Linked DNA regions of Homo sapiens: region 1 is linked to region 2. A link is a loop called in an ENCODE intact Hi-C map of the cell type or tissue named here. Cell type or tissue: PC-3. All regions are shown on one strand. Links, peaks and the distances in the headings refer to the core of each region. The heading gives the core; the rest is flanking DNA.

The links. A loop is a pair of places that touch in the nucleus more often than their neighbours do. Peaks named below come from ENCODE experiments on the same cell type or tissue, not always from the same donor. Only the 100,000 strongest peaks of a DNase experiment are listed, where the experiment ranks them.
Region 1: it touches region 2 in a loop (6-fold over the local background); 3 of 110 quality-filtered maps call a loop at or near these places.

What each region holds. Positions count from the first base shown.
Region 1 is chr20:51,857,321-51,862,698 of GRCh38, forward strand. All of the region lies in intron 1 of LINC01429 (long intergenic non-protein coding RNA 1429), which reads right to left. Among named protein-coding and RNA genes, the nearest start is that of LINC01429, 2.9 kb to the right of the region's middle. RefSeq lists an enhancer at 5,082-5,378. In PC-3, for the core only: no CTCF peak of the experiment used is centred there; a DNase peak (open chromatin) is centred at 3,191; H3K27me3 peaks cover 301 bases.
Region 2 is chr20:51,908,030-51,913,407 of GRCh38, forward strand. No RefSeq gene overlaps it. Among named protein-coding and RNA genes, the nearest start is that of LINC01429, 48 kb to the left of the region's middle. In PC-3, for the core only: no CTCF peak of the experiment used is centred there; DNase peaks (open chromatin) are centred at 2,382 and 2,922; H3K4me3 peaks cover 1,820 bases; H3K27ac peaks cover 2,062 bases.

The sequences.
Region 1 (5,378 bases), core at 198-5,197, 51 kb before region 2:
CAAGGAACAAAAGGAAATAAATTGGACTTCATTAATTTCTTTTCTTTTTTTTTTTTGAGGCAGAGTCTTACTGCTGTCTCGGCTCACTACAACCTCTGTTCCCCAGGTTCAAGCAATTCTCCTGCCTCAGCCTCCCAAGTAGCTGAGAATACAGCTGTGCACCACCACACCCGGTTTCACCATGTTGGCCAGGGTGGTCTCAAACTCCTGACCTCAAGTGATTGTCCCACCTTGGCCTCCCAAAGTGCTGGGATTACAGAAGTGAGCCACCACACCCGGCCGGGACTTCATTAAATTTAAAAACTTTTGTACATCAAAGGACATTATCAAGGAAGGAAAAAGACAACTCACAGAATGGGAGAAAATATTCGCAAATCAATCATAAATCTGATAAGGGTCTGGGATCTAAATTTTTTTTGTAGCCACCACGCCTGGCTAATTTTTGTGTTTTTAGTAGAGATGGTGTTTCACTATGTTGGCCAGGCTGGTCTTGAACTCCTGATCTCAGGTGATCCAACCACTTCGGCCTCCCAAAGTGCTGGGATTACAGGTGTGAGCCACCACTCCCAGCCTGGGATCTAAAATTTGTAAGGCATTCTTGCAAAGCAACAACAAGACAAACAACTCAGTCAAAATATGGGCAAAGGACTTGAATAGATATTTTCTTCCAAAGAAGATGTACAAAAGGCCAGAAAGCACATGACAAGATGCTCAGCATCATTAGTCACTAGAGAATGCACTTCAAAATCACAAGGCATCATTTCACATCCACTAGGATGGTTATTATCAACAAAACCAAACAGAACACAAAAACCCAGGTTGGGTATGGTGGCTCATGCCTGTAATCCCAGCACTTTGGGAGGCCAAGGTGGTTGGATTACCTGAGGTCAGGAGTTCGAGACCAGTCTGGCCAACATGGCAAAACCCCATCTCTACTAAAACTACAAAAATTAGCCAGGCATGATGGCACACGCCTGTAATCCCAGCTACTCAGGAGGCTGAGGCAGGAGAATAGATTGAACCCGGGAGGCGGAGGTTGCAGTGAGCCAAGATTGCTCCACTGCACTCTTGCCTGTGCGACAGTGAGACTCCATCTCAAAAACAAACAAACAGGCCAGGCGCGGTGGCTCATGCCTATAATCCCAGCACTTTGGGAGGTCAAGGCAGGTGGATCACGAGGTCAGAAGATTGAGATCATCCTGGCGAACACGGTGAAACCCCGTCTGTACTAAAAATACAAAAATTAGCCTGGCTTGGTGGTACGCACCTCTAGTCCCAGCTACTCAGGAGGCTGAGGCAGGAGAATCACTTGAACCCAGGAGGCAGTGGTTATAGTGAGCCGAGATCGAGATCATGCTACTGCACTCCAGCCTGGGTGATACAGCAAGACTCCATCTCAAAAAAACAAAACAAAACAAAACAAAACAAAACAAAAAAACAAAAAATAAGAAAACAGGCATTCAAATACACGTACATACGTGTTCAGAGTAGCACTATACACAATAGCCAAAAGGTGTAAATATCCCAAATGTCCATCAACTGGTGAGTGCAGAAATGAGATGAAGTACTGTATAAGTTCTGTTGTACCACAGACAATTATTCAGCCATAAAATGGAATGAGATACTGATACGTGCTACAATGTGGATGAGCCTTGAAAACATTACAGTAAGTAAAAGAAGCCAGACACAAAAAGCCACATTTGATTTTGTTGATAAGAAATAGGAATCTGAATCTGTTCACTTTAACCAGAATAGGTAAGGCCATGGCGAGATGCCGATTGGCGGTTGCCAGGTCCTGGGGGCTAGGGTAGAACTGGGGAGCGACTGCCTACTGGCTACACGGTTTCCACTTGGGGTGATGAAAATGTTTCGGTGCTGGACAGAGGTGGTGATAACGCAATACTGTGAATATACCAACTGCTCCTGAATTGGTCACTTTAAAATGGTTAATTTTATGTTATGTGAATTTCATGTCAATTTTTTTTCTTTTTTCTTTTTTTTGAGACAGAGTTTCACACTTGTTGCCCAGGCTGGAGTGCAGTGGTGCAATCTCGGCTCACCACAACCTCCGCCTCCCGGGTTCAAGCGATTTTCCTGCCTCAGCCTCCCGAGTAGCTGGGATTACAGGCGTGCGCCACCACGCCCAGCTAATTTTGTATTTTTAGTAGAGACAGGGTTTCTCCATGTTGGTCAGGCTGGTCTCGAACTCCCGACCTTAGGTGATCTGCCCGCCTCGGCCTCCCAAAGTGCTGGGATTACAGGCGTGAGCCACCGCGCCCAGCTTCATGTCAATTTTTAAATTTCACGTTTGATTCCAGGGGTTGGGAGTTTGCTGCCCTTCATCATGGAGTTTGCTGCAGCCAGTGCAGGGGTGAAAAGGGAAGAGCAAAACAGGCAGATCTCGTTTAGGAGAGATACTGCAATTTATCTGATGCTGATCTTTTAAGTCACTTCTGGTGCCAAAGAGCACTGGACTTGGAGCCTGAAGAACTGAGACTTCCTGACATTTGGCCTTAAGCAAGCCTGAGCTTAGACTTCCTGAGCTTTTCCCGATGTTTTGTGTTGGGCAGCCCCATTTCCCTGGACAGCTGCAGGGATGGAGGGAAGTGATGCGTGTATGCATGTGGGCTTGTTCCTTCCTTCTCTATTCCACAGGCTGTCAGTGTACAGGTATGTTTGCACACAAGAAAGATGTTGGTCCTGGGGTCTCAGAGGCACCAAAGAACTGGCCAGCTTTGTCCAATTCATCCAAAATCCAGTCAGTGGCGTAAAGAGGAAGCCATCACACCAGGCCTTTGCCAACAAAGCAGACAGGCTGCCCAGCCCAGGAGCTGCCTACTCTTACTCGCCTGTTGGTTTGAGCAGATGCAGCCATGACAGCAGGGTTACAAAGGCCACCCCAGCCAGGCCACCACCCTCCACCAGGGCTCTGCCAGGATGGATTGAACCCTGGCCCTCATGTGTTACTTGATGACAGCAAGATACCTGATAAGAAACTGTTTGGATGTCACAGAGAACACATTTTAACAGCCCAGAGAGGTGGGATTATCACAGAGTGGTGTAAAAGAAGCAAAATTATTTCGGATAAACCATGAAGGAATTTTATTACCCAGTGCAGTTATAAATCAAGTTCTCTGTAAATGCAATAAAACAATTGTTTAGTCTGCATGATTCATACCACAAACCTCAGGATTCTTGGTTTTGATCTTATTGCCGCAATAAACTGTCTAGACAGCAATTAACAAACTGTTTTTCCTTCAGATGTTTGGAGTGCTGGTACAGCGGGAATCGGCACTTAGAAATTCAGGGGCTTCTTCCTGGCTCCTATTAATTATCAGGTTGGGTGAGTGGGAAAAGCCCAGAATCTTCTCAGAATTAGCCTTCTGGAAGTGTCCTTCCCCTGTGAATGTGCCACTTCACCACATAATATTCACTTATAACTGGCAGAAAATCCAAATATACAGATTTTCTTAAACCTTGGCCTGTCACTTTAGAGAGAAGTGAGCAGAATTAACTTTTTTTTTTTTTTTTTTTGGAGACAGTCTTGCTCTGTTGCCCAGGCTGGAGTACAATGGCATGATCTTGGCTCACTGCAACCTCCACCTCCCGAGTTCAAGTGATTCTCCTGTCTTAGCCTCCCAAGTAGCTGGGATTACAGGAATGCACCACCACGCCCTGCTAATTTTGTATTTTTAGTAGAAACAGGGTTTCATCATGTTGGTCAGGCTGGTCTCGAACTCCTGACTTCATGTGATCCACCTGCCTTGGCCTCCCAAAGTGCTGGGATTACAGGCATGAGCCACCATGCCATGCCTGGCCTAGCTTTTGTATATCCTTGGAGCAAAATTTATATACAGATAAGTCATTTCTTCATGTATTCATTCATTTATTCAGCATTAGGGTATAATAGTTTAGAACACTCACTCAGGAGTCTAATCGACTTTCGTGCCATTTCAGGTACGTGATTTCACCTTCCTGAAGTTTATTTTGCATATGTTGAAAGTCATGGAGGAAAATTAAATGAAATTATCTGTGTAAATTGCCTGGAACATAATAAGAGCTCAAAACTATTCACTATTATTGTCTATCATCCATGCATTCATCTGTCCATCCACGTATTCACCATCCCTCTATCTATCCATCCATCCACCCACCTATCCATCCATTCCTTCACCCTTCCTTTCTTCCTTCCTTCTATCATTTATTCACCTATCTGTCCATTCTTCCTTCTTTTCTTTCCTTCCTTCCAACATTTATCCATCCATCCATCCATCCATCTATGCATCCACCCACCCACCCACCCATCCTTCCATCCATCCCTCCATCTATCCCTCCATCTGTCCATTTATCTACACACTCACTCATTCATTCCTTCTTTGCCTGGTACTCTATGCCAGATTGTTGAGATTATAAAAACAAATAAGATATATCCCGACTTCATGGAGATCCCAGTTTAGCTGGAAAGACAGCATTAGGTCTCTGGCTGTAGGCAGCATCTGATCCTGAAGGAAATAGTGAGAGAAAACCTGGGGAAGTGTTTAGTTTCTGGTCTAGCCCTGGTGATTTAAGATGATATGTGAGACGCACTCACCTCCCAGGGCTCCTGATGGCTCAGAGCTCAGTGGATGAACATGGCTTCATCCACACAGTCAGTTACACGGTGAGACTACACATTTGGCAAATGCCCCAAACAAACAAACAAACAAACAAAATAATTTGGGTTCAAGGTAACAGTAAATCACACTCTTCAAACCTAAATATTCTTCTCTAGGCTTCTTCCCACCTTTTCTTCCCTTCTTTCTGCCAACTCCTTCTCCTCCATTTTGCGTCAGACACCATGTGCATTGGGAGGATGTTGCTAGGTCACAGTGGGGACACTTGCTCTATTTACAGAGAAAACAGGGCTCCTCAGATTCACAGGGTTTGCAAAGGAAAGCCCTCCCAGAAAGGAATTCCAGCCTTCCCTTCTGAGGCTGGTGCAGCAGGGCTGGGGGCTGCAGGAACAGACCAGAGAAAGTGACTCAGAATTCCCTTCGGCTACAGTACGATTGCGAGAACCATTTTAAGTATGAGCTGTGGCTCCCCTCTCCCTTTTTCCTCAGCCTCCAGGGAGCTGCCATTTAAAAAATCTTGGCCTGGCCAGGGGCGGTGGCTCATGCCTGTAATCCCAGCACTTTGGGAGGCTGAGGTGGGCGGATCACCTGAGGTCGGGAGTTTGAGACCAGCCTGACCCCTGACCAACATGGAGAAACCCCGTCTCTACTAAAAATACAAAATTAGCTGGAGGCTGAGGTAGGAGAATCGATTGAACTCGGGAGGCAGAGGTTGTGGTGAGCTGAGATCACGCCATTGCACTCCAGCCTGGGCAACAAGAGCAA
Region 2 (5,378 bases), core at 217-5,216:
ATAGAGTTTATAATCTAGCAAGTGCAGAAAAACAGGGATATTAAAAGATTATGAAATAATTTTAAAAATCAGTTACCAACGCATAACACTGTGAATGTATTTAATGCCAGTAAACTGTACACTTTAAAATGGTTGAAATGCTAAAATTTATGTTATATATATTTTAATATGATAAAAACCCAATTTCCAAACATATATTAAAAATGATGCCATGCCCGGGTACAGTGGCTTACACCTGTAATCCCAGCACTTTGGGAGGCTGAGGCAGGTGGATCGCCTGAGGTCAGGAGTTCGAGACCAGCCTGATCAACATGGAGAAATTTTGTCTCTACTAAAAATACAAAAATTAGCTGGGTGTGGTGGTGCATGTCTGTAATCCCAGCTACACAGGAGGCTGAGGCAGGAGAATTGCTTGAACCCGGGAGGCGGAGGTTGCAGCCGTTGTACTTCAGATTGGGAAATCGTGCCATTGCACTCCAGACTGGGCAACAAGAGTGAAACTCAGACTCAAAAAAAAAAAAAAGATGCCATTTTTGTAAAAGACATGCACATGTCTTTCTTATGCATAGGAAATTGGAAGGATGGATAGCTACTTTTATACATAGGAAATTGGATAGAAAGATAATACTGGTGGCTGGGCGCAGTGGCTCATGCCTGTAATCCCAGCACTTTGGGAGGCCAAGGCAGGCAGATCATGAGGTCAGGAGATCCAGACCATCCTGGCTAACATGGTGAAACCCTGTCTCTACTAAAAAAATACAAAAAAATTAGCCAGGCGTGGTGGCGGGCGCCTGTGGTCCCAGCTACTCGGGAGGCTGAGGCAGCAGAATGCATGAACCCGGGAGGTGGAGCTTGCAGTGAGCCGAGATCGCGCCACTGCACTCCAGCCTGGGCGACAGAGCGAGACTCCGTCTCAAAAAAAAAAAAAGAAAAAGAAAAAAGAAAAGAAAGATAATACTTGTCATTTTTGGATAAGATTCTGACTGATTTTTTTTTTTTTTTTTTTTTTGAGACAGAATTTTGTTCTTGTTGCCCAGGCTCCAGTGCAATGGCGCAGTCTGGGCTCACTACAATCTCTGCCTCCCGGGTTCAAGTGATTCTCCTGCCTCAGCCTCCCAAGTAGCTGGGATTACAGGAATGTGCCACCATGCCCAGCTAATTTTTTGTATTTTTAGTAGTCATGGGGTTTCACTATGTTGGCCAGGCTGGTCTCGAACTCCTGACCTCGGGCCATCCACCCGACTCAGCATCCCAAAGTGCTGGGATTACAGGCGTGAGCCATCATTGAGTGATTTTTATTGTTTACTTACCTTGTCCAACATCTTATAGAATACATACGTATTAATTTACAATAAGGTTTTATTTAAGAGACTTTTTTTTTTTTTTGGAGACAGAGTTTCACTCTGTTGCCCAGGTTGGAGTGCAGTAGTGCAATTCTCGGCTCACTGCAACCTCTGCCTCCCAGGTTCAAGTGATTCTTGTGCCTCAACCTCCCGAGTAGCTGGGATTACAGGCATGCACCACCACACCCAGTTAATTTTTGTATTTTTAGTAGAGACGGGGTTTTGCCATGTTGGCCAGGCTTGTCTCGAACTCCTGGCCTCAAGCAATCCACCTGCCTTGGCTTCCCAAAGTGCTGGGATTACAGGCATGAGCCACTGTGCCCGGCCGACGTTTCTGTGATTTTTTATTGAATGGCCAAAAAAAGGAGGGAAGGAGGGAGGGGTATCCTGGGGAGGTCAACGGAAATAAAACCAAAATAAGATTTGAAAAAAGGAAACCACTAAAAATGCAATGTGGCATCTTAGATCCTAGAACAGGAACAAGACATTAGTGGAAAAATCAGTAAAATCCAAATAAAGTCTAGAGGTCAGTTAACGGTATTTTACTAATGTTCATTTCTCAGTTACCGTGGTATGTAAGATGTCAAAATCTGGGGAAATTGAGTAGAGAGTATGTGTGAACTCTTAATACAATGTCTTTGTAACTTTTTGGTGAAATTAAAATTACTCCAAAACAAGAAATGTATTTTAAAAATTTAAGTTTAGAGGTTGGAATCATCTTTTTCCTCTTCAGTTTATATTACTGTCATTAACAATAGCCACCAATGACTAATGGCTAACTTTGGAATTTCCACAAATAGCAGGAGAAAACCATTTGGGGTAGGCAACTATTGAAAAGTTACATTTAGATAGTCCCAAAACAAAAGAGAGAGATTTGCAAATTCAGAGGTGATTTTCTGTTTTCTTTTTTTTCTTAGCGTTCTATAAAAGTTCAGTGACGACTTTTAGAAATTCTCCTTTGGATATCCTTAGCTTCCAGGGCCGGAACCAGCACCCTCTAGCCTTCTATGACTCAATCCATGCATATAGATTAGGGGCCAGATACTCTACTTGCATTTCCAGAAATATGAGGGGGGAGTACTTCCCAAGGAGAGGATGTAGTCTCTTTGAAATTTGACCCTTTAAAAGTTGGGCTGCTGGACATTAATAAGGAAGAATTGAAAGTGCAGATCAATAAGACTTGCTGAAAATAAAACACACATTAGCATAGAGTGTTCTCCCTATAACCAAGATTAATGCCTTTTTAAACCAAACCAGAGCACAAAGGTATATCTTTGAGGCTAATTGCCGCTAGCAGATTGCAGAGAGAAAGAAAGACAGGCTTGGGGGCAGGGGCTGGTGGACAAAACCCAATTGCAGAACTCCTAAGAGCAGGAGTGAAATGAAATAACCCCTTGAGTTATGCAGAGAATTTAACCAGCGCTGGGCTCGGTTTTATTGGGCATGCATTTGAAATTTAAATACGTTCTGGGGACAATGCCTTTTTACAGCATAGCCAGGAGCTTGCCAAATAGGAGCACAGCAAGTTTATTAACAAGAGGACATGATCAAACATAAAATAGCAGGCTAAGGACTCCTTTTCTTGTACAGCCACGCTGAAAAGACTTCTGTGGAATTCCAATCCTGCTCTCGACACACCCCTTGTCTAGGACTGTATTTACTCAAACAGCCACCCTCATTTCCTTTTAAAATTTATTTGTCATTAGCCATTACTCACTGCAAAGCTACTTTTTGAGATTTTAATATCCCTTTTAATAAGGCACTATTCTTTGAAAACTACAATACCAACATTTTTGTTGGTACAGTGTTTTTTGGTATTTGAAAAACTATGAAATCAGAAGAACTTATGGCTTGAGATAGTCCCAGATGCATAAATACCCTAAATCAAATGGGCACTTGTTTAGAATGCTTTCTAAGGATGTTCCTCACCCATCTAAAACCCTTCCAACATATCGCATCATGGTTAAGCAGGTAGAATCTAGAATATGATTGTCTGGGTCTAAACCCAGGCCTCCTCCACCTTGGCCTTGGGCAAGTTCCTTAACATTTCTGTACCTGATGTCCTCATTTCTAAAATGGGGCTAATAATAGTCCCCACCTCATAGGGTTGTTTTAAGGGTATACATGTGTGTATACATACGCGTGTACACATGTTGCATATGTATATATTGCACATGTAATTGTGTGTGTGTGTTTATATATAGATATGTGTGTGTGTGTATTTATATATAGATGTGTGGGTGTGTGTATATTGTACTTCCAGGAGAATTCTCAATAAATGGGAGCTGTGGTTGTTTTAGCTTTTTATTGTATTATGGCTGTGAGGCAGAGCTTGTGTTCCTGTGTTTTTTCCCCAGGGGTGGTTTGGCCATGGAAATGAACGGGGTGGCAGGTGATGCTGGGGAGACCAAGGAAAGCAGGAAGAGTGAGGTTGGGAGCAAGAGAAAAGAAGGACGGGAGGTCCAGTCTCAGCTCCTTGCCCTTCTCCTGCCATCTCACTAGCCTCTTACCCCAGGCTTAGTCTCTCAGCTCTTCCCTTCGTTTTCTCCTGAGTTGATCCATTTTCTTAAAGTCTGACTGTCTTTCCTAACAATGTATTAGAAAATAAATAATAAGGCCAGGTGCAGTGTCTCATGCCTATAATCCCAGCGCTTGGGAGGCCGAGGCGGGCGGATCACATGCAGTCAGGAGTTCAAGACCAGCCTGACTAACATGGTGAAACCCCGTCTCTACTAAGAATACACAAATTAGCCGGGCATAGTGGCAGGCACCTGTAATCCCAGCTACTCAGGAGGCTGAGGCAGCAGAATCGCTTGAACCCCGGAGGCAGAGGTTGCAGTGAACTGAGATCGTGCCATTGAACTCCAGCCTGGGCGACAGAGCAAAACTCTGTCTAAATAAATAAATAAATAAACAAATAAATAAATAAGCAAGCTGGCTGTGGTGGCGCGTGCCTGGAGTCCCAGCTACTCAGCAGCTGAGGCAGAAGAATTGCTTGAACCCAGGAGGCGGAGGTGGCAGTGAGCTGAGATTGCACCACTGCACTCCAGTCTGGGTGACAGAAGAGACTCCATTTCAAAACAAACAAACAAAAAACCCCCACCAAACTCCTGGTCAACCTCAAATCTGCATTCTTACAGGATTCACCTGCTTGGCTCCTGGCAACTCTATCCCACCACTGGCAAAACAACGGACAAACAAATAAACAAAAAAACAGGAGATTTCTTTGACTTTTCGATTTCTCTGCTTTCCCATCCAACCCAGCCATCCATCTTCATCGTTAAAACGGATTCGGAATCAGACCCTTCTCTCCATCCCCACTGCTCCCATCGTGGTCCAAATCGGGACGTGGTGCTAACTCCCCAGCTGCCTCCTGCCCCATGCCCTGTTCTTCACACAGCAGGCTGAGTGATGCCACGGAAGTGCAGGCTGGACTACATAGCTCACGTGCAGTCTCAGCTGACGCCCGAATCCCCACAATCTCTGCCTCCCTTGACTCCTGACCACAGCTACCCTACTTTCTCCCCCCTGGCTGGCTCCTCCAGCCACACCAGCCTCCTTACTGCTCCACGAGTCCCCCAGGAGGCTCTGCCTTTGGACCTTGGCACTGGCTGTGCCCTCGGTCTGGGGCAATTCCCCCATATTCCATGCCCCTCTCCTCCCTTGCTCTGTCCTTCCTTCAAATCACCTTCATTGGGGTGAGGTGGCTCATGCCTGTAATCTCAGCACTTTGGGAGGCCAAGGTGGGCAGATCACTTGAGGTCAGGAGTTCAAGACCAGCCTGGACAACATGGTGAAACCCTGTCTCTACTAACAATACAAAAAATAACTGGGCGTGGTGGCACGCACCTGTAATCCCAGCTATTCGGGAGGCTGAGGTGGGAGAATCGCTTGAACACAGGAGGCAGAGATTGCAGTGAGCCGAGATCACGCCATTGCACTCCAGCCTGGGCGATAGAGTGAGACTCAAGTCTAAAAAAAAAAAAAAAAAAAATCACCTTCTCTGTGACCTTCACTGACCTCCGGATATAAAAT